2 separate regions of the Homo sapiens genome follow, and region 2 is linked to region 1. A link is a loop called in an ENCODE intact Hi-C map of the cell type or tissue named here. Cell type or tissue: gastrocnemius medialis. All regions are shown on one strand. Each heading gives the region's core, and the rest is flanking DNA. Links, peaks and the distances in the headings are about the cores only. Region 1 has its middle 17 kb from the start of RPEL1. Region 2 overlaps NT5C2 (5'-nucleotidase, cytosolic II).

Region 1 (5,384 bases), core at 214-5,213:
AACACAGGGAAACCCTGTCTCTACAAAAAATATAAAAATTAGCTGGGTGTGGTGGCACATGCCAGTAGTCCCAGCTACTCAGGAAGCTGAAGTAAGAGAATTGCTTCAGCCCAGAAGGCAGAGACAGAGGTTGCAGGGAGCCAAGATCATACCACTACACTCCAGCCTGGGTGACAGAACAAGATGCTGTCTTAAAAAAAAAAAAAAATTCATTCTCCATGGGAGGAGGTCAAAATATCAACATTAACAGAAGCTGGGAAGAAGTTGATCCCAACCCTCAAGGATGACTTTGAGGGATTCAAGAGTTCAGTGAAGGAAGTTACTGCAGATGTGAGGAAATAGAAACAGAACTAGAATTAGAAGTGGAGTGATTCAGATGTGACTGAATTGCTGTAATCTCATAATAAAACTTGAATAGATGAGGAGTTGCTTCATATGGACAAGCAAAGAAAGTGATTACTTGAGATAGACTCTATTCCTGGTGAACATGCTGTGAACATTGTGGAAATGTTAACAAAGCATTTAGAATATTACATAAACTAGCCAAGGGGTGGTGGCTTACACCTGTAATCCCAGCACTTTGGGAGGCTGAGGCAGGCAAATTGCTTGAGCCCAGGAGTTCGAGACAAGCCTAGGCAACATGGCAAAACTCCATCTCTACAAAATATATCAAAATTAGCCAGGTGTGGTGGTGCATGCCTGTCGTCCAAGCTACTCAGGAGGCTGAAGTGGGAGGATCACTTGAGCCCAGAAGGCAGAAGTTTCAGTGAGCCGAGATGGCGCCACTGCACTCCAACCTAGGTGACGGAGTGGGACTTTGTCTCAAAAAAAAGAGAATATTACATTAAAAAGTTTATTATGCTGGGCACGGTGGCTTTGGCACATGCCTGTAATCCCAGCACTTTGGCGGGCCAAGGCAGGCAGATCACTTGAGGTCAGGAGTTTGAGACCAGCCTGGCCAACATGGTGAAACCCTGTCTCTACTAAAAATATAAAATTTAGCCGGTGTGGTGGCACATAGCTATAATCCCAGCTACTCGGGAGGCTGACGCAGGAAAATTGCTTGAACTCGGGATGCAGAGGTTACAGTGAGCCAAGATCGTGCCATGGCACTCCAGTCTGGGTGACAGAGTGAAACTCCATCTCAAAAAAAAAAAAAAGATTATTACATAAACTTAGTTGGTAAAGCAGTAGGGTTTGAGAGGATTGACTCCAATTTTGAAAGAAGCTTGGGCTGGGCGCGGTGACTCATGCCTGTAATCCAGCACTTTGGGAGGCCAAGGCAGGTAGATAACCTGAGGTCAGAAGTTCAAGAACAGACTGGTCAACATGGTGAAACCCTGTCTCTACTAAATATACAAAAATTAGCTGGATGTAGTGGTGGGTGCCTGTAATCCCAGCTACTCATGAGGCTGAGGCAGGAAAATTGCTTGAACCCGGGAGGCAGAGGTTGCAGTGAGCCGAGATCGAGCCATTGCACTCCAGCCTGGGCAACAAGAGCGAAACCACTGGTCTGATAAGTCAGCAGCCATCAACATCGAGCAAGACCCTCCACCAGCAAAAAGATTAAAGGCTCAGATGATTGTTAGCACTATTTAGCAACAAAGTATTTTTAAATTAAGGTATAGTTTTAAAAGACATAATGCTATTACACAATTAAACTATTGCACACTTAATAGACTACAATAACATAGCTTTTATATGGACTAAGAAACAAAAATCATGTGACTCACTTTATTGCTTTATTATGATTGTCTGGAATGGAATCCACGATATCTCTGAGGTATACCTATAGTTGCAAACCTCAAAACAAAGTTAGCACATCCAGGGTTTCCCAGATGCATTTGAACATGAAATTGTTTTTTTCCATAACACATTCTATGAGACTAATATCTTCCCTAGAAAAAGCTGGTCTGGAGCAATGGTCTTCAGACTGTTCCTCAAAGCTCTAGGGTCCCAGATAGTGGCTCAGTGTTACATGAGGGATGAGAATAAGGCCAACTGGATCCCTAGTTCTTCCACACAACACCTCCACTTTAATCTGTTTTATGAAGGGGTTCCACCTAAGGATATATGTGTATGTATATATGTACATATACATACATGTTACATATCTTACCTATTTTCTATGTATACTATTAGCTGAAAATAGGTCTATATTGGAAAAAAGGGTTTGGTTGCTTTTAAAACTGTTTTTGAAAGCTACCAGCCTAGGCTCTAAAGGACCTCTCAGGTTCCAAGCTACAAGGGCTTGCTAACCTTACCCAAAGTTCATTGCTTTTGCTGCTGATGTCTTTCCAGACTGTCAAAGGGCTGTCCACCTGTTCTGATTTTCCAAGTGGTGTTGTGGAGGGGGCTCAAAAAGGGATCACTGACAGTAGCTCAACACAGATCAGGCGGCTTAGTCCACAGGCACTTGCCATCTTTGGAATCACAGGCTGAAAATAGACCATTACATGCCACAAAGTCTTAAATTGCTTCCAACCAGGCAGTGTAGTGAAGGGATTAAGAGCATGGATTCCACAGCCAGACTCCCTGGCTTCAACTCTTGGCTCTGCTGCTAACTAGCTGTGGCCTTGGGCAAGTTTCTTAACACCCTCGTGTCTTAGTTTCCTCATCTTTAAAATGGAAGTGAAGATAATAATGTTTGTTAAATAAAACCAATGTGTCTGGGCGCGGTGGCTCACACATGTAATCCCAGCACTTTGGCAGGCCGAGGAGGGCGGATCACTTGAGGTCAGAGCTTCGAGACTAGCCTGGCCAACATGGTGAAACCTCGTCTCTACTAAAAATACAAAAATTAGCCAGGTGTGGTGGCAGATGCCTGTAATCCCAGCTATTTGGGGGGCTGAGGCAGGAGAATCGAACCCAAGAGACAAGAGGCTGCAGTGAGCTGAGATTGGGCCACTGCACTACAGCCTGGATGACAGAGTGGGACTCCATTTCAAAACAGCAACAAATACACAAAAAGGCCGGGCATGGTGGCTCGTGCCTGTAATCCCTGCACTTTGGGAGGCCGAGGCAGGTGGATCACCTGGGGTCAGGAGTTCACAACCAGCCTGACCAACATGATGAAACCCTGTCTCTACTCAAAATACAAAAAATTAGCTAGGCGTGGTGGCACGCACCTATAATCCCAGCCACTTAGGAGGCTGAGGCAGGAGAATCGCTTGAACCTAGGAAGCAGAGGTTGCAGTGAGCTGAGATCACACCACTGCACTCCAGCCTGGGCAACAAGAGCAAAACTCCGTCTCAAACACACACACACACACACACACACACACACACACACACAAACCATGTGACAATGGCTCTTTTCTTTCTACATGAACTTATGAGTGGCAAGGCCCAACTCTGGGCATTTTGATTCTTTTAGTGTTGAATATTCTATTGCTGCTCTCAAGGTGAGGCCTCCCACGACCCTGAAGATCCTGGAGTCATAGGGCCTTACTCCTGGTCCTCCAAAATGGGGAGTTGATTAGCAGAATTGGGATTCCTTGGATCAGTAACATTTCAAAAGCAATTTTGAGGATTTACATAGGATGGCCATCTGTTAACTCTGGCATTCAGCACATCAAAATAAACTGCCATCTACTGTCAGCACTAATTCATGAAAGGTAATTTTTTTGTTTGTTTGTTTTTTGAGATGCAGTCTAGCTCTGTTGCCCAGGCTGGAGTGCAGTGGCACCATCTCAGCTCACTGCCATCTCTGTCTCCCGGGTTCAAGCGATTCTCCTGTTTCAGCCTCCCAAGTAGCTGGGATTATAGGCGCCTGCCACCATGCCCAGGTAATTTTTGTATTTTTAGTAGAGACGGGGTTTCGCCATGTTGGCCAGGCTGGTCTTGAACTCCTGACCTCAGGTGATCCACCCGCCTCAGCCTCCCAAAGTGCTGGGATTACAGGAGTGAGCCACCGTGCCCATCCAAAAGGTAATTTTAATACCAAAAAAGTAGAAAGAACATAATCTCAGAATAAGACAGGAGTTTAATCACATTTAGCTTAGTAAAAGATAATTTCCTGATTTTTTTTTTTTTCTATTTCATCTTGAGCCAGTGGCCAAGGGCCAACCCCTATCTGTGACTCAGCATTTGGCCAACACTACTGGGCCCTTCTGAGTATTCCTGGACACACTGGGCATTATAACTAAATGCCTCCCTGAATGACCAAGCCTCAAAGCTGGTCTGAGCATCACACTTTGCAAAAGTGAGGGTTTTGCTCATGATCCCAGAGAGTGCAACTGTGCTCAGAGGTGGCTGACCACAGGGCATCAGGAAGAGGTATTTATTTATTTATTTATGACACGGAGTCTCGCTCTGTCACCCAGGCTGGAGTGCAGTGGCGCAATCTCGGCTCACTGCAAGCTCCGCCTCCCGGGTTCCCGCCATTCTCCTGCCTCAGCCTCCCGAGTAGCTGGGACTACAGGCGCCTGCCACCATGCCCGGCTAATTTTTTTTTTTTTTTTTTTTTTGTATTTTTAGTAGAGACAGGGCTTCACCATGTTAGCCAGGATGGTCTCTATCTCCTGACCTCGTGATCCGCCCGCCTCGGCCTCCCAAAGTGCTGGGATTACAGGCGTGAGCCACTGCGCCCGGCCAGGAAGAGGTATTTTAGTCATTCCCTGTAGCATTTAATGGGACCACTTAGAACCTTGACTCCAAGTCCAAGAAGCCAAGAAGGACTCTGAGCTACCTGGGTGTGAAGAGTTTTTCTGCCCCCAACAGAGAGTCAGGATATAGGGACTCTATGCTGACCCTTCGTGTTAATGCACTGTGACTTTTGGCAAGGCCCTTAACCATTCAGACTTGGTTTGCTTATCCACAAAGTAGAGGCAGTAATATCTGCTCTGCATTTCTCAAGATTATGCGGAGACTCAAGTAATGGCTGTGAATGTGGTTTTAAAGCACAGTACAGTGATAAGGGAATGAATATTTGTAAATCTCAGCCCCTACCCTGTTCTAGTCAGGGCCCCAGGTGCCCCCACTACGATTATAGCAAGGGGCCAGGCACAATGGCTCACGCCTGTAATCCCAGCACTTTGGGAGGCCAAGGTGGGAGGATCACTTGAGGCCAGGATTTCCAGCTAGCCTGGGCAACATAGTGAGACCCCCATTGGTACAAACATTAAAAAAAGAAAAAAGATTAGCCAGGCGTGGTAGCACGTATATGTAGGTCTAGCTGCTCAGGAGGCTGAAGGAGGAGTTCAAGGTTTCAGTGAGCTATGATTGCACCACTGTATTCCAGCCTGGGCGACAGAGCAGGACTCTGTCCCTTGGGGAAAAAAAAAAGGATTATACCGATTACCAAGGACTCTTTCCTCCTCCCTTTCCTTTAACCATAATACAGAACTCCAGGGTATCTAGACTCCCAGGCCTTGGGTTAGAGC
Region 2 (5,384 bases), core at 316-5,315, 110 kb before region 1:
AGATTTTTACTTTGTTTAGTTTTATGAATGTTTTCTAATTTATTTTTATTAATTTTATTAACCACAATTATCTTTTTTGTTTGTTTGTTTTTTAAGGGATCATCTCTTTTTGGAGAGGGAATTTTTTTTTTCTTTTTATCTGTTACCCTAGTTTAAATACTCAGCTTATTCTCTTATTCTACCCTATTTGTGGGGGAGGGCAAGAGTCCAAAAACTCTTAAGAAAAAAGATCACTAAGGGAGATCATGAATGCATTTTTAAGATGTAGTAAGTCAAACTACATCTATTTTTCTGTTCTTTAATTTTCAGTTGTATGCTTTTGATCCATTCACAAACTGATAAATCTCTCAAGAATAAGTCAGAGGGCCGGGCACAGTGGCTCACACCTGTAATCCCAGTACTTTGGGAAGCCAAGATGGGTGGATCACCTGAGATGGGGAGTTCAAGACCAGCCTGACCAACATGGAGAAACCCCATCTCTACTAAAAATACAAAATTAGCCAGGCATGGTGGCACATGCCTGAAATCCCAGCTACTCAGGAGGCTGAGGCAGGAGAATCATTTGAATCCAGGAGGCAGAGGTTGCGGTGAGCTGAGATCGCGCCATTGTACTCCAGCCTGGGCAACAAGAGCAAAATTTTGTCTCCAAAAAAAAGTCAGAGGGTATATACAGGTTGGTAGCTTTCACTGACTTAGAAGTGCTCATTCCCTCACACAAATATCTCTTGCACATATAATCTGGAAGCCAGTGGGATGAGGTAATGCACAAGTTCTATATTTTCCAAGTTGTGAGGAGGATGCCCTGAGTATTATTTCATGACCTAGGACAATGAGAATTTCTTTGGTCTTTTTGATAAAGGTTACCTTTCTTGTTTTGTACCAAAGACTTTTCAACAAATACATTCCTTTCAGAGACCTCTCGTCACAGTAAGAACTCCAAATAGATGCAACCAGTTTACACGCTATCAATAGTAAGTTCAGCTCAGCTAATCTTCCATCTTAATTCATCAAAGAGTTTCATCGTTCTTTAAGAAGAAATGCTAAAGCACAGACTTTTACATTGTCATTGGTTTCATTAAACAAAAAAAAAGGCGTGGCCAGTTGCAGTCTCATGCCTGTAATCCCAGCACTCTGGAAGGCTGAGGCTGGTGGACTGCTTGAGTCCAGGAATTAGAGACCAGCCTGGGCAACATGGTGAAACCCCATTTCTACAAAAAATAAAAAAATTAGCCAGGCATGATGGCACGAGCCTATAGTCCCAGCTACTTGGGAGGCTGAAATGGGAGAATCACTTGAGCCTGGGAGGCAGAGGTTGCAGTGAGCTGAGATCACACCACTGCACTCCAGCCTGGATGACAGTGTGAGACCCTGTTTCAAAAAAAAAAAAGGAAGAAAAGAAAAGAAGTAAACTCAAAATGGATCAAAGACCTAAATGTAGGAGTTAAAACTATAAAACTCTTAGAAGAAAACATGGCAGAAAATCTTCCTTATATTGGATTTGGGAATGATTTCACAGCTATGACAGCAAAAAGCACTGGCAACAAAAGAAAAAAACAGATAAACTGGACTTCAAAATTAAAAACTTTTGTGCCTCAAAAGCCATGATCAAGAGAGGGAAAAGAAAACCCACAGAATGAGAGACAATATTTGCAAATTGTGTATCTGATGAGGGATTAATATCCAGAATATATAAAGATTAATATGCAGAATGTGTAACTCCACAGTTATTTTAAAAACCTAATTTTAAAAAACTGATATTTCTCCAAAGAAGTTATATAACTGACTAAATAAACACATGAAATGATGCTTAATATCACCAGCCATTAGAGAAACATGAAATCAAAACCATAAGATACCGTAACTTCACACCCAGTAGAATGAGTATTATCAAACAACAACAAAAAACCTGAAAATAAGTATTGCCAAGATGTGAAGAAACTGGAACTCTCATTCATGTATTGCTGGTGGGGATGTAAGATGTTACAGCCACTATAGAGAACAGTTTGGCAGTTCTTTAAAAAGCTAAACATAGATTTACGTTATGATCCAGCAATTCCATTCCTGGGTATATACCCAAAACAACTGAAAGCAGGAAGCAGGAACTCAAACAGATGCTTAAATACCAATGTTCACAGCAGCCTATTCATAATAGCCAAAAGGTGGAGACAATCCCCATGTCCATCAACAGATGAACAGATAAACAAATGTATATACCTACAGTAGAATATTATTCAGTCTCAAAAAGTAATATATGCTATAACATGGACAAATTTAAAAAATATGCTAAAAGAAATAAGCCAGACACAAAACAAGTATTGTATAATTTCACTTTTATGAAATACCTATAACAGACAAATTCATAGAGACAAAATAAATTAGAGGTTACTAGCAACTGAGGGGTGGAGGGAATGGGGAGTTATTGCTTAATGGGTATGGAGTTTCTGTTTGGGATGATGAAAAAGTTCTGGAAATGGATAGTGGTGAGCATTGTGCAACTTTGTGAATGTGCTTAATGCCATTGAATTGTATACTTGAAAATGGTTTAAAATGGTAATATTATATTCTATATATTTTACCATAAATTTTTTTAATGCTGGACTTGAGATGCCTGTAGTGACAATACACCAATACTGCATAATATTTCTTGCTTTAAATAGTTTTTCTCACTCATTTAAGCACCTCCAATGCCAGTAAGTTTGGTGAGGATATACAATTGCTGACAGAAACATGATGAGGGCCCTGGACTCTAGTCCAAGTAAACACACCATCCAAAAAATGTTCACTTAAATGTCAAGTGAGTTGAGTCCATTCCAATAACAATAAAACAAGATCAGAGTGCATCTACTATGTTCGAGAGGACAGGGATCAAAGGTCCTGAGATGCCTCTGCTAGTAGCAAGATAATGCTCTGATTTACTGACATCACAGGCTAGTTTCTCTTAATTTCTTCCCCGGTACTCTTAACAGCTTTATTCATCACCTCTCCCACACTTGAGGTTTGTTAATGCCAAGTGCTTAGGTTTGGGATAACTCCCCAGAGGCTAATGATATGGCCTAGAAAGGAGGGGAGGGCAGAAAAATTCAAAAGAGAGGGACCTAAAATGTATTTCCAATCCCCCTAAGATTTTTTAATTGAGAAAAAAATGCACTATTTAATTTTAGAATTCTCGGCCAGGCACGATGGCTCAAGCCTGTAATCCCAGCATTTTAGGAGGCTGAGGAGGGCAGATCACCTGAGGTCAGTAGTTCAAGACCAGCCTGGACCAGCCTAGCCAACCCTGTCTCTACTAAAAATACAAAAATTAGCCAGGCGTGGTGGCAGACGCCTGTAATCCCAGCTACTTGGGAGACTGAGGCGCCAGAATCGCTTGAATCCGGGAGGAGGGGGTTGTAGTGAGCCGAGATCACCCCACTGCACTCCCACCTAGGTGACAGGGCAAGACTCTGTCTCAAAATAATAATAATTCTAACAACATTTCTAATACAGTACTTATATAGTAATCCTGAGGCTTAACGAAGCTTTAAGATTATTTCTAAAAATTAAGCAAAAGAAAAACTGTGTTTTAACACAGTTTCTATCTGTATTCTAAAGATGGAAGATTACAATTCAACTGCAAAAGAAACATGCAGTTTTGCCCCAGGCAGGGTTTTCATTTGGGGGGAAAAAATTAAGGATGATCTTCTTTGTTTATGGGTTTTTGTCTCTTATTGATATCTCATCTAGAGTTACTGGATAATTTCTGTTCTGAAAGCTGGGAGCAGCATGAGAAATAGAAACTGACCTGAGTTTAAATTCCAGCTATGAGTTTTAACAAATCTGTTGCTAGTTACTGATAGGATTTAGGACATCTGAACCCAAAATATGATACCTGGGCATTTGAGAAAACAGCAGAAGCAGGAAGGTCACTCTCACCTCCCGACTTCTTCCCTGAAGGAAGTCATAAAATCTAGGAAGAATTTTTCTCACCTTCCCCTAAAGCAGGTCATACTACTCTCATTTGAGAGGTGTCATCCTTATACCACGAGGAAAGGAACATCCTTACCTCTGAAGACCCAGGGACGCAGCAAAGAATCTGAATGAACAGAGCTTACTAAGTTCCTCCCAGTTTATCACCATTAGATCATACCCCCTTTTGTCCAACCATACTTCTCTACAACTATCCACTTCTTTATCAATCCTGTCATAGAAAACACACAGGTTTACTCATTTCTCCAGGTCTTCATTTCCTTATGAAGGCTCCTGTGTCCCATAAAACTTACATTAAATAAATCTGTATGCTTTTCTCTCACTAATCTGTCTTTTCTTATAGGGGCCGCAACCATGAACCTAAGATGGGAAGGAAAGATATTTCTTTCCCCTACACTACATATAAGTCATCTTATCTGTTGACTTAGTAGCCTTTTTTATTTTTTGACTTTTTGTTTGAGACAGGGTCTTGTTCTATAGCCCAGGATAGAGGCACAATCACAACTCACCAAAACCTCAAACTCCTTGGCTAACACCATCCTCCTCCCTCTGCTTCCCAAGTAGCTGGGACTACAGGCATGCACTACCACACACTGCTAATATTTTTTTTTTCCTAAGTTCCAGGGTATACGTGCAGGATGTGCAGGTTTGTTACACAGGTAAACATGTGCTATGGTGGTTTGCTGTACCACACCCTGGTAATCTTTATTTTTTGTAGAGATGAGGTCTCACTATGTTGCACAGAGGGATCTCGAACTCCTGGGCTCAAGGGCTCACAGCCTCCCAAAGCACTGGGATTACCCCTGTGAGCAATCATGCCTGGCCTTATTTTTGTACAATGTTGCTAGTAATCCCTACCTCAGCAGGCTGTGGTAAGGATTAAAAGGTACATTGTACATAAAGTACATTTTCTAGTACGTTTAATAAATGTTCATTTCTATCTTCCTGAAAATTTCTCAGAGAAATGCGAAGGAGTGGACACTAGCCATGGTATCCACTGATTCTGAAATAACAGAAATAAGGAGCTTATTGCTGGATTTACTGAAACGGCTCAGAATCTAAAGTGCTGGAGCTGGAAAAAAACTGGAATGTACCTCCTTCCGGATTTCCAAGCACCAGGAGTCACAAGAGAGCCAAAAAACTCAAGCCTTCGAAATTGGGGGGGGAAAAAAAAAGTCATTATGATTTCCCAAATGAGCCAGTAAGCCAAGTTAGAAATACTATAGTTTCATAATCCTAAACCAAGAGTCACTCTATATTTGTGAAGGGCTTAAATAAATATTAACAACTCATCCCCCCACTTTCTACCATTATGTTGCTCTAGTCTTCCTTGGGGTTAAGACTTCTGGAAATTTAATAATTCTACATGTATAATTTTTGTGTTAACTTCATGAAATTTACCACATTTACTCTTTCGT

Evidence for each region. Hi-C counts contacts between places; a loop is a spot of excess contacts. Peaks named below come from ENCODE experiments on the same cell type or tissue, not always from the same donor. Only the 100,000 strongest peaks of a DNase experiment are listed, where the experiment ranks them.
Region 2: it touches region 1 in a loop (6-fold over the local background); 3 of 110 quality-filtered maps call a loop at or near these places.

The regions. Positions count from the first base shown.
Region 1 is chr10:103,225,844-103,231,227 of GRCh38, forward strand. No RefSeq gene overlaps it. Among named protein-coding and RNA genes, the nearest start is that of RPEL1, 17 kb to the right of the region's middle. RefSeq lists an enhancer at 4,995-5,384. In gastrocnemius medialis, for the core only: no CTCF peak of the experiment used is centred there; a DNase peak (open chromatin) is centred at 2,528; H3K27ac peaks cover 4,083 bases.
Region 2 is chr10:103,118,724-103,124,107 of GRCh38, forward strand. The region is part of intron 4 of NT5C2 (5'-nucleotidase, cytosolic II); the gene reads right to left. Among named protein-coding and RNA genes, the nearest start is that of NT5C2, 72 kb to the right of the region's middle. In gastrocnemius medialis, for the core only: no CTCF peak of the experiment used is centred there; no DNase peak of the experiment used is centred there; H3K27ac peaks cover 5,000 bases.